2 separate regions of the Homo sapiens genome follow, and region 1 is linked to region 2. Evidence: read pairs that join two places in POLR2A ChIA-PET (ENCODE). Cell type or tissue: HepG2. All regions are shown on one strand.

Evidence for each region. ChIA-PET counts read pairs that join two places held together with the same protein. Peaks named below come from ENCODE experiments on the same cell type or tissue, not always from the same donor. Only the 100,000 strongest peaks of a DNase experiment are listed, where the experiment ranks them.
Region 1: POLR2A ChIA-PET joins it to region 2 with 5 read pairs; 2 of 35 experiments call an interaction of 5 or more read pairs at or near these places.

What each region holds. Positions count from the first base shown.
Region 1 is chr16:14,325,089-14,333,088 of GRCh38, forward strand. It overlaps MIR193BHG (MIR193b-365a host gene), which reads left to right. Exons shown (of 2, transcript NR_170633.1): 2 at 925-5,974. Among named protein-coding and RNA genes, the nearest start is that of MIR365A, 20 kb to the left of the region's middle. In HepG2, no CTCF peak of the experiment used is centred here; a DNase peak (open chromatin) is centred at 4,833.
Region 2 is chr16:14,586,443-14,594,442 of GRCh38, forward strand. It overlaps PARN (poly(A)-specific ribonuclease), which reads right to left. Exons shown (of 24, transcript NM_002582.4): 13 at 6,859-6,936. Among named protein-coding and RNA genes, the nearest start is that of PARN, 40 kb to the right of the region's middle. In HepG2, a CTCF peak has its summit at 6,872; no DNase peak of the experiment used is centred here.

The DNA of each region.
Region 1 (8,000 bases), 260 kb before region 2:
AGATGTGAGCCCCTGCTCCCAGCCAAGAGGTGTGCATTGTAAATTTCTACAGCTATTGCCCAGGGCCTTCAAAAGGTTATCATTCACATGCACATCAAGGGTATACCTGTAGAGGCTGGGCTTGGTGGCTCACGCCTGTAATCCCAGCACTTTGAGAGGCTGAGGCTGGAGGATGGCTTGAGCTCAGGAGTTCAAGACCAGCCTGAGCAACATGGCAAAACCCTGTCTCTATAAAAAATACAAATATTAGCCAGGCATAGTGGCGCATGCCTGTAGTCCCATCTACTTGGGGGGCTGATGCAGGAGGATCGCTTGAGCCCGGGAGGTCGAGGCTACAGTGAGCTGTGATTGTACCGCTATACCCCAGCCTGGGTGACAAAGTAAGACCCTGTCCCTCCCCCACCAAAAAAAACAAGCCTACATTGGTGAGGGTGCTGTTTCTGATACCCTTTTCTACCCCAGCAAGAATGCGGTGTGTCAGGAGAAGCAAATCCCAAATGAGGTAAGTGGATTTTCTATGTGGGCCTGGGTCGGGGCAGACATGGCTTCTGAGGTTGTCCCTGTAGCTGTCTGAGGAGATAAGCTATTAAGAGCTCTTGTTAGTGTGGGTTTTATTAACAAAGACAGAGTTTGGGGAGGTGAGCCAGAACCGTGCGGCAGCGAGAAGCGTTGTGCAAGTCGGTATTTATTTCTTTAGTGCAGTTAGAACTTAAATATGGTCAAAACATACTCTTCTTTTAATTTACACAAACAAATATGTTCCCAGGCTGACACCTCCCGTGCCAAGTTTCTAGGGGAAACAAAATTCTACTGTGAGATTATAAACCACTCGAGAGAAGATGAGAATGGAAAAGCCGCCGAGAGTTAGCTCTCTCTACATGCCCAGAACTGGGCTGCTAAAAGGTGTCTTTTTTTTCATTGCAGATAAACCTGCCAGTAATTTCAGCAAATGAAACGTGGAACACGTCAAGGCCAGAGGATGGAAAAGGCTCCAGTTTTGATAAAAGGAGGCCTGCTTGGCTTGGAATCCTCTCTCCTGCTGGTTGGGAGATGCAAAGATGTTTCCAGAGAGGGGCTGATGAATTGAGGGGAAAGAAATGAGCCCAGTATGAGTCCCCTTTCAGGGCTGAGCGTGTATAAAACCAAACAACTTGGAACCGCTCCAAGAGAGGGGATTAAAGCAACATGTTATTCTGAGTGATTGCTTAATTTATTGAGCTGCGGCTGGATCTGTAATGAAATACAGCCCTTGTAACTGATAACCTCCTGCTGCCATTGAACTTCTACAATTAAGGAATATTTTCTGAGTTTCTCTGGAACGGCTCTGAATTTTTAGCCTCTGTGGTAGGGTGCTTCTGAACATTTGTTTTCCAGGCAATTTTTTTTGAGTATTAGGCTGATGTTAATAAATAAGCAGCATTTTATTGAGTGTTTTGTGGGAACCAGGAACTTTATATACATTGTTTCTAATCCTGACACTAATCCTGTCAATATCCAGTGAAATAACCCCTATTATTCCCTATTTTACAGATGTGAAGCCACGAGACGTTAGGTCATTTTCTAGAGTGGTGCTGTCCAAGACAGTAGCTGTGATGGCTCCTTGTGGCTATTGATGTGTAAATTAGTTAAAATTAAATAAATTTTAACATTTACACCCTAGGTTGCACTAACAATGAGTTCAAGTGCCCAGCAGCCCCGTGTACTGTGGCTGATGGCTACCACATTGGACAGTGCAGATATAGACCATTTGAAGGTTGCACAAGTGCTATTGGTCAGCACTGACTTAGATTTCCTTTTTTTTTTTTTTTTTGAGATGGAGTCTCGCTCTATTGTCCAGGTTGGAGTGCAGTGGTGCAATCTCGGCTCACTGCAACCTCCGCCTCCTGGGTTCAAGTGATTCTCCTGCCCCAGCCTCCTGAGTAGCTGGGACTACAGGTGCATGCCACCACGCCCAGCTAATTTTTGTATTTTTAATAGAGATGGGGTTTCACTGGCCAGGCTGGTCTCGAACTCCTGACCTCAGGGGATCCACCTGCCTCAGCCTCTCAAAGTGTTGGGATTACAGGTGTGAGCCACCACGCCCAGCCAGGTTCAGATTTCATAGCTAGAACCTGGCAGTGCCAGAATTCAAGCCGAAGCTAATGGGCTTTGAAGGCAGAGTTCATCTGCCAGCCTTGTTGCTTCTTTTTCTTCCCTCTGCTGAGAAGCAAGGAACAGAGCAGTGACTGTATCCCCTGGCTACACATTAGAATTACCTGCAATTCTTTTTTTTTTTGAGACGGAGTCTCACTCTGTAACCCAGGCTGGAGTGCAGTGGTGTGATATTGGCTCACTGCAACCTCCACCTCCCAGGTTCAAGCAATTCTCCTGCCTCAGCCTTCCAAGTAGCCGGGATTATAGGCACACACCACAACGCCCAGCTAATTTTTGTATCTTTAGTAGAGATGGGGTTTCGCCATGTTGGCCAGGCTGGTCTCGAACTCCTGACGTCAGGTGATCCACCCTCCTTGACCTCCCAAAGTGTTGGGATTACAAGCATGAGCCACCGCACCCGGCCTACCTACAATTCTTTTTTTTTGAGATGGAGTCTCGCTGTCTCCCAGGCTGGAGTGCAGTGGCGCGATCTCAGCTCACTGCAAGCTCTACATCCCGGGTTCATGTCATTCTCCTGCTTCAGCCTCCCGAGTAGCTGGGACTACAGGCGCCTGCCACCACGCCCAGCTAATTTTTTGTATTTTTAGTAGAGACGGGGTTTCACCATGTTAGCCAGGATGGTCTCAATCTCCTGACCTCCTGATCCTACCACCTCGGCTTCCCAAAGTGCTGGAAGCTGTGAGCTTTTTCCCAAAGTGCTAGAAGCTCTGAGCCGCCACGCCTGGCCCCTGCAATTCTTTAAAAAAAATGATGGTAGGGTCCCAGGCCCAGATAATCTGACTTCACTGTGATTAAGCCGGGTGGGGACAGGCATCAGAGGTTTTTCTACTTCCCCATGTGATGCCACTGTGCAGCCAGCACGTAGAGCAGCTAGGCGTGAGGACCCACACAGAGGATGCTGGAAGCAGCTGGTTCATCTGCCAGGAGAATGCAGTATCTTGTGACCAAGAAGTGGGCTTCTCCCAGGGCCACTTCTAAACCACCTCATCAGAGAGCTCAGGTTCATATCCGAGGGAAGAAACTGAAGTGCTTTCTCACACGCTTCCAGCTTGATGAGAATCACAGTAGGGAGCTTTGCTTTTCCAAACAGGCTTTGTCACATGATCATGGAAGAAAGGAGATGCCCACGTAAGATCACAGAGACAAGGTGAAAAACCCGTAGCCCCGAATTGGAATTGGAAGCATCAGTATGAATTCATGCTATATTTTTGTCTTACAAAGTAAAGCAGGTGTTTGCTAGCTCTGTCAACCATAAAGTTTAGAAATAATGAGCCATCCAATAGCAGTGAACACCCCAGCACCCAGGTTATGGTGTCTAAACGCCACTTCCGACTAGAAATGAGGGCATGAAGAAATAACCAATTCCAGGTCTGAGGCAAGAAAAAAAATTCAAGATGAGCCTGGAACATCTGGTCATTCCTTGCTTCCTTGATAGCAAGGAAGGTGAGGGTCACATTGAAAAGGATGCAGGAGACAACATGGAGTGGCTCCCAATGGGGAGAGTTTGAGCATCATTAACAATAATGGGCCGAGCGCGGTGGCTCACGCCTGTAATCCCAGCACTTTGGGAGGCCGAGGTGGGTGGATCACAAGGTCAGGAGATGGAGACCATCCTGGCTAACACAGTGAAACCCCGTCTCTACTAAAAATACAAAAAATTAGCCGGGTGTGGTGGTGGGGTACCTGTAGTCCCAGCTACTCGGGAGGCCGAGGCAGGAGAATGGCGTGAACCCAGGAGGCGGAGCTTGCAGTAAGCCGAGATCAGGCCACTGCATTCCAGCCTGGGCAACAGATCGAGACTCTGTCTCAGAAAAATAAATAATAATAATAATAATAATAATAATAATAATAATGACTATAGGCCAGGTGCGGTGGCTCACACCTGTAATCCCAGCACTTTGGGAGGCCAAGGTGGGCAGATCACTTGAGGTCAGGAGTTAGAGACCAGCCTGGCCAACATGGTGAAACCCCATCTCTACCAAAAATATAAAAAATTAGCCGGGTGTGGTGGCATACACATGTAATCCCAGCTACTTGGGAGGCTGAGGCAGAAGAATCGCTTGAACCCAGGAGGCGGAAGTTGCAGTGAGCCAAGATTGTGCCACTACACTCCAGCCTAGGTGACAGAGCAAGACGCCCATCTCAAAAAAAAAAAAAAAAAAGAATGACTTTAATGGATTGAAACATGTCATATATGTCCAAATCTATGAGTTGACAATACTTAAAAAAAAAAAAAAAAAGAAAAATTCATTTATCACCATGGGAGGATATTGGAAAACCCAACTCATTTTGAAAACTGTCAAAGAAAGGGAAAGAAGCATTTATCCTTTTTGGTACAAACCATACTTTTTGGTAGCCAAATAGTTGATAAATTGATACCTTTTATAGACATATGTCCACTACCAAAGACAGAATCATAGAATTAGTATGCCACCATGTTGTAATATCTAATGAAATAATGGGCCAGGTGTAGTGGCTCATCCCTGTAATCCCAACACTTTCGGAGGCCGAGATGGGAAGATTGTTTGAGGCCAGAAGTTCAAGACCACCCTGGGCAACACAGACCTGTCTATGCAACAAGATCCTGTCTCTACAAAAAAAAAAGAAAAAAAAAAAATTAGCCAGGTTTGGGCATGTGCCTGTAGTCCCAGCTGTTTGGAAGGCTCAGGTGGGAGGATCCCTTGAGCCCAGGAGGTCAAGGCTGCAGTCAGCTATGATTGCACCACTGCACTCTAACCTATGTGACAGAGCAAGACCCCTCAAAAAAAAAAAAAAAAAAGAAGAAGAAATTGTGGATCTAGACAATGATCATCAACAACAGCTGCTAACATTGCAAAGAGGAACAACCAGATAGTGTGTGCCTTTGAATGGAAGTACAAAACCACCAATAGGAAGTACTCATACAAAAAAAAAAAAATCAAACATCAATCTAAGTTATCTCCTAGGCCTAACTACCAATTTCTAAGAAATATAGCGGGAAGAGGAGCACATGACACTTCTATGGAGATGCTATAACCAAAATTCAGACCACAGGAAACTACAGAACAAACAAGCCAGTTTCTTCAACAAATAAATTGCAAAGGAAGAAAAAGACAAGGGAAGAGAACCTACAGGTTAGGAGAGATACAAAAGCAATCCCAACCGATGGCAACATTCGAACTTTATTTGGATCCTGATTTTAACTAGCTAAAGAAACCCTTTAGCTGGGCGCGGTGGCTCACACCTGTAATCCCAGCACTTTGGGAGGCCAAGCCGGGTGGATCACAAGGTCAGGAGTTCAAGACCAGCCTGGCCAAGATGGTGAAACCCCGTCTCTACTAAAAATACAAAAATTAGCCAGGTGCAGTGGCGTGCACCTGTAATCTCAGCTATTCAGGAGGCTGAGGCAGGAGAATCTCTGAAACCCAGGAGTCAGAGGTTGCAGCGAGCTGATATCATGCCACCGCACTCTAGCCTGGGCAACAGAGCAAGACTCCGTCTCAAAAAAAAAAAAAAGAAACGCTTTATGAGATAACCAGAGAAATCTGAATACTAACTGGGTATTTGCTGATAGTAAAAGCATTACTGTTATTAAATAGTTTTAGGAGGAGTGAAGGTGGCCAAAAAAAATTTTTTGGAGTTATACATTGAAATGTTTGTAAAAGAAATGACTGACGTCTGAAATTTGCTTCAGAGTAATCTGGGATGAGGGAAGGGGAAGAGGGCGTGGATGGAATAAGGTTGGCTGAGACTTGACTGCTGAAGCCAGGCTTATTGTACCACACGCTCCGTTCCTATGTGTGCTTGAAGCTTTTCACAATAAAAAGAAAAAAGAGGTAAAGACCAGCCTTTTCCTTCCTTTCTCTCAATGCTTAGTGTGTCCACCCACTGCTGGCATCTCTGGGACAAGCCTGGGTAGCAGGCTTGAGATAGATCTTCACGCATCCCACCCCCGTCTCCATGGCAACCAGTGGGGAGGGAAAGCTGCATCCACAAAGTTCTGGTCCCCACAGGGGTGAGGCCAGGCCACCAGTGTCATGCCAGGCCCTGTCTTGCTGCTCCCTTGGGAGAATTCCCACCAGAACTGCCTCCCTGCACCCATTCCCCATCCCTCTGGCCCTCCCTGTGTGCCCCCTGAAGAAGTAGGGGCCAGTCAGTGGAGAGAACAGGACTCTCAATCAGATCCAGGTTCAAATTCTGACTTCACCACTTAATGGCAGGATCGGAAACCTCCCTGAGCCTCATTTTTTTTTCATCTATAAAATGGGCATACAGTTTTATTTAATGTTTAAAAAAGGCAGGGGGCACGACTGGGCATGGCTCATGCCTGTAATGTCAGCACTTTGGGAGCCTGAGGCAGAAAGATCACTTGAGCCCAGGAGTTTTAGAACAGCCTGGGCAACATAGTGAGACCTCATCTCTACAAAAATTTTAAAAAATAGGCCGGGCACGGTGGCTCATGCCTGTAACCCCAGCACTTTAGGAGGCTGAGGTGGGCAGACTGCTTAAGCTCAGGAGTTCAAAACCAGCCTGGGCAACATGGCAAAACCTCGTCTCTACTAAAAACACAAAAACTAGCAGGGCATGGGGGGACACGCCTGTAGTCCCAAGTTACTCGGGAGACTAAGGTGGGAGGATCACCTGAACCCTGGAGGTCGAGGCTGCAGTGAGCTGTGATTGCACCACAGCACTCCAGCCTGGAGGACAGAACGAGACCCTGTCTCAAAATAATAATAAAATATATAAAGCTGGTATAATGTGACCTTTGTTGAGTTAGTTGCTCAACACATCTTTACTATGAATGGACAGTGACAAAAAAGGATCTAGTCTCCAACTCATGGAACTCTACTCAGGGGTGAGAGGCAATCTCCATAGGCCACTGCACCTGGCCTCATGTTCCACTTTTTAAAAAAATTAGCAGTCACAACTCCCAGTCATACTTTTCATTAACCAGAACATCTATACTTTTCAACTATGAGTATCTAGTTATGGCAATCACACAGGATCATTTCATTTAATTTAGCGCTCACATTTCTTATTTATTTAATGTATTTAATTTATTGAGATGGAGTCTCGCTCTGTTGCCCAGGCTTGAGTGCAGTGGCATGATCTCGACTCACTGCAACGTTTGCCTCCCGGGTTCAAGTGATTCTCCTGCCTCAGCCTCCTGAGTAGCTGGGATTAAAGACACGCACCACCATGCCCAGCTAACTTTTGTATTTTTAGTAGAGATGGGGTTTTACCATGTCGGCCAGGCTGGTCTTGAACTCCTGGCCTCAAGTGATCCACCCGCCTTCACCTCCCAAACTGCTGGGTTACAGGCGTGAGCCACTGTGCCTGGCCTAGTGCTCACATTTCTATGAGCTAAGTCACATTATTCCCATCCTGTGGAGGGAGAAGCTTAGGCACAGAGAGGTGAGATACCTTGCCAAAGGCCACACTACTGGTGTGGCCTTCTGTGGCCCTGTCTTCTGTGCTCAGCCCTCTGTGCATTGATGAAGCTTTGAAATGCCACAGCAGGGCCAGGAAATCAGTGCTGCCAGAAGACTGAAAAGCTCTCCAGATCATTTTCCAAATGAAGAAACAGTGGCCCAGAGAAGCCAAGTAACTTGACTGGGGCCACATAGCAAATGGGTAGCTGAGCCTGTGTTCACACTGCTTGGGGAGATGGTGCAGGGAAGCCCTATTCAGTGAGGGAAGCCAACTCTTACTGCCCCCATGTAATCCTGTCCTAAAGCAGGGTGGCCAGCCATCCCAGCGTGCCTAGGACTAGGAGGTTTTTGGGACTGGAGACATTAGGTGCTAAAACCAGGAAAGCTCTGGGCCAACTGGGATGAGCTGGGCATTCCATCCCATAGACAGTAAGG
Region 2 (8,000 bases):
TAGCTGTCTTCTCAAACAAGCTGTTGGGGCCCTTAAGCTAAACTACAAAACCCATTTCTAGTTAACAAGTACAAAAAAAACACAAAACCTTCCCAATTTCCTCACTCATTGGGAACCATATAACCTGATAACTAACTTCTGCATAACCAAAACAACAAATTTAAGGATTTAATAGTTGAAATTGGGAAGGGGCAGGGGGTCCAATAAAATGTTAAAACCTACCTATTTGAGAGGCCTGTAATAAAAGCAGAAAACTTCCAGTAATAGCTAACAGGCTGCGATCTACCACACAAATTTATCATAACAGTGAGACAAGCAGAGTCATTTAAATTAAATGGTTTACACAGGAAATGGGCATACTGTAAACTAGCTTAGACCTTTCCTGAGATCACCTTTGAAATGTTAGTAAAAATGGCCTTGGAAACACAGGCTTTTCAATACACATATGATTCCTGTTTCAACTCCAGAAAATTGCTCAAGTGGCACTAATAGCAAGTGCCTAGATTAGACAATTCATTTCTCAAGTTTATTTTGATCAGGAAGTCTAGAGCTGAAATGAGAGTCCTCTAATTTTGAATTAACTCATTTACATACATAATTGCCATGCTAGACTGAGTAGTCATACTCCTGACTCTTTGTAAACTACACTTCTCTTCAATGTTATTCATGCTTCATAGGAAACTGCTGTTTCCAATTAGCTTTTCAAGCCTGTAAATACAGACTGTATTTAGCTAGCCTGATATATTTACCAGCTTTTCACTGGCTATAAATTAATGGGCAAAGCATGAACAGGCGATTTCAATGCAACGTCAAAAAATGCAATAATGATGTTTGTAATCTCTCAATACCACTAGAAAGCTTTACAAGCAAGGAACAAGGAGAATTACGGCCACCTCCAGGGCCAACATATAGCACAGTTCTAGACCAATGTCTTCTAAAAGGTCATGCTCAAGTATCAAGATAGTTCATAAGAAAACACTCTCCTCTAAAAGGCAACTCCAAAATGTGGATTATTTAGTATCCTTTTAAATGCAAATTTTGATACCAGTGCATGTAAAAGCTCTACCTTTTTATCAAGTCAGGGTCTCACTATGTTGCCCAGACTAGCCTTGAACTCCTGCACTCAAGCAATTCTCCTGTAACAGCCTCTCAAGTAGCAGGCACTGCAGGTATGCACCACCACACCCAGCCTTCTAATTTATTAGGCTTTCTAATTTCTTCTCATCACTTCTTCTAAAGGTAGATGGAAAAAAACAAAACAAAACATTTTCTTTCTCTGACAATGCCAGAACATAAAGAAGTTAAGTTACTTACCAGGTAGCCTTAGTAATAAAGTGAAGGATAAAACTGCTTATCCTAACCCACTTACTACTCTACAACAAATCACTTGCTCTTTCTACCAGAATTTAATTCAAGACCACTTTCATTCCACTTAACGTTCATTAACTGCTTACATACAATGTGTTAAGTCAGGCCATTCATTAACTGCTTACACGCAATGTGTTATGTTACGCACTTACACAACAAAATGGCTACACCCCTTGTCCAAGGAGCTAACCACCTAGAAGGGGGTTATGCTGTATAATACAAGACAAAATTTATGTAACATAGAGATGTACAATGTTCTGTGGGAGTTGAGAGAAAGGAAAGATCACCTCTTGGGCAAGGTAGCAGGCAATAAAAACTTCATGGAGAAGGCAAAAGCTGCACCGCGGAAAGTTAAGGGAAAGCTGTGAACAACAAACATTGAGAACAACAAGAGAAAATTCAAGTTGGAAGAAATTAAACAAAGCACCTCTTAGGGAACAAATAAGTCAGTCTTGGAAAAAGGAGAGCAACAAGGGATTAGACTACACAGAAAGGTTGGGCTGGATCACAGAAAGCCTGTTATGCATGGGTAAAAATAGTCAACTGCCTAGAAAACAAAGAGTGTGGGATTAATTTAGAATTTTCAGCAGGGTCAGTGACAGGAACGGAGCCATACATCAGAAGATTACAAAACTGGCAGTCGGGAGATACTTCATTTGTTAAATCGATATTTAATGCCTTCTAGTGCCAAGCTCTATTCAGTATTCGAAACACCTAGAAGCACAGAATTAAATACATTTTCCTCTTGCCTTGCTGATAACTTCATTGCTTTAAAGATCAAAAAAGGCTGGGAGCGGGTGGCTCATTCCTGTAATCCCAGCACTTTGGAAAGCCGAGCGGGTGGATCACTTGAGGCCGGAAGTTCGAGACCAGCCTGGCAAGCATGGTGAAATCCCATCTCCACTAAAAAAAATTACAAAAATTAGCCAGATGTGGTGGCGTACACCTGTAATCCCAGCTACTTGAGAGACTGAGACATGAGAATCACTTGAACTTGGGAGAGGGAGGTTGCAGTGAGCCAAAATCACACCACTGCACTCCAGCCTGGCGACAGAGTGAGACTCTGTCTCAAAAAAACAAATGAACAGGCTGGGCGTGGTGGCTCACACCTGTAATCCCAGAGCATTGGGAGGCCAAAGCAGGTGGATTACCTGAAGTCAGGGGTTCAAGACCAGCCTGGCCAACATGGTGAAACTCCGTCTCTACTGAAAATATAAAAATTAGCTGGGCATGGTGGCAGGTGCCTGTAAACCCAGCTACTCGGGAGGCTAAGGCAGGAGAATCGCTTGGATCCGGTAGGCAGAGGTTGCAGTGAGTCAAGATCGCACCACTGCACTCCACCCTGGGCCACAGAGCAAGACTCTGTCTCAAAAATAAATAAATAAATAAATAAATAAATAATAAAGGTCAAAAAGTCAAGAGAGGAGCTGCTACTTTGATCTACTTGGCCAGTAAGAAGTGGGTGATCTGGCCAGGTGTGGTGGCTCACATCTATAATCTTAGCACTTTGGGAGACTGAGGTGGGCAGACTTCTCTTGAACGCAGGAGTTCGAGAGCAGCCTGGGCAAATGGTGAGATCCTGTCTCTACAAAACTTTCAAAACAATTAGTGAGGCATGGTGGCATGTGCCTGTGGTCCCAGCTACTCGAGAGGCTGAGGTAGGAGTATCACTTGAGCCCAGGGAGTTGAGGCTGCAGTGAGCCAAGATGGCGCCACTGCACTCCAGCCTGGGTGACAGAGTGAGACACTCTCTCAAAAAAGAAAAAAAAAAATGGCCGGGCATAATGGCTCATGCCTGTAATCGCAACACTTTGGGAGGCCCAGGCAGGCGGATCACCTAAGGTCAGGAATTCGAGACCGGCCTGGCCAACATGGCGAAATCCCGTCTCTACTAAAAATACAAAAATTAGCCAGGCATGGTGGCAAGCGCCTGTTAATTCTAGCTACTCAGGAGGCTGAGGCAGAAGAATCGCTTGAACCCAGGAGACAGAGGTTGCAGTGGGCCAAGACTGCACCACTGCACTCCAGCCTAGGTGACAGAGTAAGACTCCATCTCAAAAAAAAAGGTGCGAAAGTGAAGAAAAAAGAAAAGAAAAAAACAGAAGTGGGATGACATAAAATAAACATTAGCTCATTAGACTTAAGAAACGCAAATCCAGGCCAAGCCCGGTGGCTCACACCTGTAATCCCAGTACTTTGGGAGGCAGAGGCCGGTGGATCCCCTGAGGTCAGGAGTTCAAGACCAGCCTTGCCAACATGGTGAAACCCCATCTCTACTAAAAATACAAAAATTAGCTGGGCATGGTGGCGGGCGCCTGTAATCCCAGCTACTCGGGGGGCTGAGTCAAGAGAATCACTTGAACACAGGAGGCCGAGATCGCACCACTGCACTCCAGCCTAGGTGACAGAGTGAGACTCCATCTCAAAAAAAAAAAAAAAAAAAAAAAGGTAGGAAAGAGAAGAGAAAAAAAAAAAAAAACAGAAGTGTGGTGAGTGACATAAAATAAACATTAGCTCATTAGACTTAAGAAATGCCAATCCAGGCCAGACGTGGTGGCTCACGCCTGTAATCCCAGAACTTTGGGAGGCGGAGGCGGGTGGATCACCTGAGATGAGGCGTTCGAGACCAGCCAGGCCAACATGGTGAAATCCCGTCTCTACTAAACATACAAAAATTACCCGGGCATGGTAGCAGGCATCTGTAATCCCAGCTCCTCAGCAGTCTGAGGAAGGAGAGTCGCTTGAACCCAGGAAGCGGAGGGTGCACTGAGCAGAGATCACACCACTGCACTCCAGCCTGGGCCACAGAACAAGATTCAGTCTCAAAAAAAAAAAAAAAAAAAGAAATGCAATTCCATACCTTTTACACTTGTTTTGAGACCCACAACTATGAAGTCTTTGAGTCCTAAAAGGTGTTAAAAGGTGATAGAGCTGTCTTAAACAGTGATGACAACCTAAATTTTAAGAAATACAAGGGGAGCAACTGACCCACTCATGACGTCTGTATTGTACTTTTTTAAAGGAGGGTAATCAAAATGCTGACGGAACAATGGGACCTAAGAAATGTGAAGTAACTGAAGGTTTACAGATGTATAAGTGAGACTGAACTCTCAAGCAGGTGTCTTCCAATCTAGAAGTAACAAAATATTAATCTTTTAGCTGGGCGTGGTAGTGCACACCTGTGGTTTTACCTATTTGGGAGGCTGAGGCAGGAGGACCGCTTGAGCCCAGCACCCTGAGATCAGCTTGGACAAAAGAGTGAGACCTAGTCTCTATTTTATTAAAAAGATATGGGGAAGGCCGGGCACAGTGGCTCACACCTGTAATCCCAGCACTCTGGGAGGCCAAGGCAGGCAGATCATGAGGCCAGGAGATCGAGACCATCCTGGCCAACATGGTGAAACCCCATCTCCACTAAAAATACAAAAAAATTAGCAGGGCGTGGTGGTGCACGCCTGTAGTCCCAGCTACTCGGGAGGCTGAGGCCGGGGAAACACTTGAACCTCGGAGGCGGAGGTTGCAGTGAGCCGAGATTGCACCACTGCACTCCAGCCTGGCAACAGAGTAAGACTCCATCTCTAAAAAAAAAAAAAAAAATTATTTAAAATAAGAAAAAGATTAGTCCAGTGGCATACTATGGTCCATAGGCCAAATACAGCCAACCAATTATTTTGTAAATGAAGTTTTATTGCAACACGGCTATGCCAATTGGTTTACGTATTCTATGGCATTTCGGGGCTACAGTGGCAGAGCTAAGAGTTGTGACAGAAACTATGCAGCATGGAAAGCTGAAAATATTTTACTATCTGGCCCTTTATAGAAAACGTGCCAACGTTCATTTTAAAGGATGGGCTGAAGGTTGAAGGGGGACAGGAAATGCTGCCTGGAATTTGCTAAACTCAAAGATGAGAAATAAGGCCGCTTGCAACAAAAATAAAAACAATCAGCTGGGCATAGTGGCTCACACCTGTAATCCCAGCACTTTAGGAGGCTGAGGCGGGCAGATCAGGAGGTCAGGAGATTGAGACCATCATGGCCAACACAGTGAAACCCTGTCTCTACTAAAAATACAAAAAAACTAGCTGGGCATGGTGGCACGCACCTGTAGTCCCAGCTACTCGGGAGGCTGAGGCAGGAGAATCACTTGAACCCAGGAGGCGGATGTTGCAGGGAGCCGAGATCATGCCACTGCACTCCAGCCTGGTGAAAGAGTGAGACTCCATCTCAAAAAAAAAAAAAGAATCCAGATGTGAGAGAGGGCATGGAGATAAAATCGTCAGAATTTTGGAAATGACCAGATCTGGAGACAGAGCAAGAGTCAAAACTGATGCTAAAAACAGGGTTGGTAACTGGGAATCACTTATAGTAATGGGATGAGGAGAAAGAAGTGGTTTGGAGACAGTAAGAAAGAAAAGAAGTACAAGTTAAATATCTCATTTGAGCCACGTCAATTCAAAACAACACTTAGTCTGGGGGCTATCCAGGTAGGGATGTCTGGAGTCCAGCATGAAATGTATACCTGGATCTGAACAGAGACCACAGCTGGGGATAAAGATGTTGGTGTCTACAGCTGAAGCTGTAAAGTGAGTGAGATCACTAAAAGACAAAAAAGATGAAGAGGAAATAAAAGAGTGGAGCGCAGAGTGGCGAGGGACAAGTAACGTGAGGCCACGCAAACCGTATGGAGCAGAAGAGGGAGAGCCAGTAGAGGAACCAAAGCAGCTTGTGCTTTGGTCAACCAAGGCAACTTGGCTCAAGGACTGAAAAATGCACTACTGAGGTCAGCAGAGAATCTAAGGGAAGCAGCCTAGCAAGGGCGATCAAGAATTCTGTAGGACTGGACCCACTTCAGCTGCCACCACTTACCTTCAATGGCCCTGCTATGTCTAATTGTAGCAGGACCAAACTAGCAGCCCACACCTGTGGCCTGGGAATCCCTGCCCAGCACTAAATGAGCAAACCACTGGCATTAAGACAATGAAACAAATGTTTAATCTTCCTCTGGCAATGGCAGTGACTGAAGATCCCTTAATAAAAAAGTTTGTGGCCAGGCGTGGTAGCTCAGGCCTGTAATCCCAGCACTATGGGAGGCTAAGGCAGGCGGATCACGAGGTCAGGAGTTCGAGAACAACCTGGCCAATATGGTGAAACCCCATCTCTACTAAAAATACAAAAAGTAGCTGGGCGTGGTGACGGGTGCCTGTAATCCCAGCTACTCAGGAGGCTGAGGCAGGAGACTCGCTTGAACCCAAGAGGTGGAGGCTGCAGCAAGCCAAGATTGCACCACTGCACTCCTGGGCAACAGAGTGAGAATACATCTCAAGGAAAAAAAAATGTGCAACTGAGTGCATAAGATTCTCTCTGGGAACATGCTGCATACAAGGAAATGGCACCCAAGTAGAGGACAGTTCAGTTAAAAGCATCATAATAATATTTTTTCAGATAAAAAGAATCCTGCTAATATTAAACACAGACCAACAGGTCACTTACCGCAGGCAGAGGGCAGTAGAACTGATGAACTGTGTGCATGACGTCCAAGAGCATATTGTGTCCAATAACAAGTTTTCCCTAAAGAAAGTCAAGGTTAGAAAAAAGACTTCTACATTCGAAATTATACTGGGGTTTCAGAATGTATAGTTCAGATTCCAAGAGGACTTTGTACTAAACTCGCTTTCCAGACTTAAAAAAAAAAAAAAAAAAAAAAAAAAAAAAAGTACAAATAAGCTAATTTGGGCTGGCTTCATTCCTCCTCCATTTTGGAATGTTAAATCCAGAAAGCAAAGTGAAAGCACAAATGACTTTGATGTCACTGATCTTTTTCTTGAATTTTTATTAATTATGCCACCCTCATGAATCAGAAGTAGTAAAATTTTGATTGAAAAGTTTTTTTAAAAGTAAAATCTGGGCCAGGCACGGTGGCTCACAAATGTTATCCTACCACTTTGGGAGGTCAAGGCGGGTGGATCACCTGAGGTCAGTAGTTCGAGACCAGCCTGGCCAACATGGCGAAATCCCATCTCTACTAAAAATAGAAAAATTAGCCAGGTGCGGTGGTGCATGCCTATAACTCCAGCTACCCAGCAGGCTGAGGCAGGAGAATCGCTGGAACCCGGGAGGCAGAGGCTGCAGTGAGCCAAGATTGCACCACTGCACTCCAGCCTGGGCAACAGAGTGAGACCCCGTCTCAAAAAAAAAAAAGTAAAATCTGAAAGCGTTGACTCCCTTAAACTGTCAAATAATTTGGGAAAAAACTAAACACAAATTTTAGGGCTGCATCCTTTAAAACAACCCACTTATTTTAAAAGATACATTCATACCAATGCTAAAAGGTAAAAATAACTAATTTCTAACTATATTAAACAGAATTGCATTTCCTATATCATTATGTCAAAATTCATGGGGCATGTTCTTAAACACACATCCATTAAAAGTCACTGCCTTTCAGCCAACCGAAATACAATATATGTGCTGGCAGCCCTCTTCGTGCAATGGGCGGTGTGTCTGTCTCACACTATATGTGCAACAAATTAGTCCATTTTGATAAAAATTAAATTTCCAAAATGGAACATAAATTTAGATTTAGCCAGCCAGGTGACACCATTTTTAACATAAAACATCAGGGGCCGGGCGTG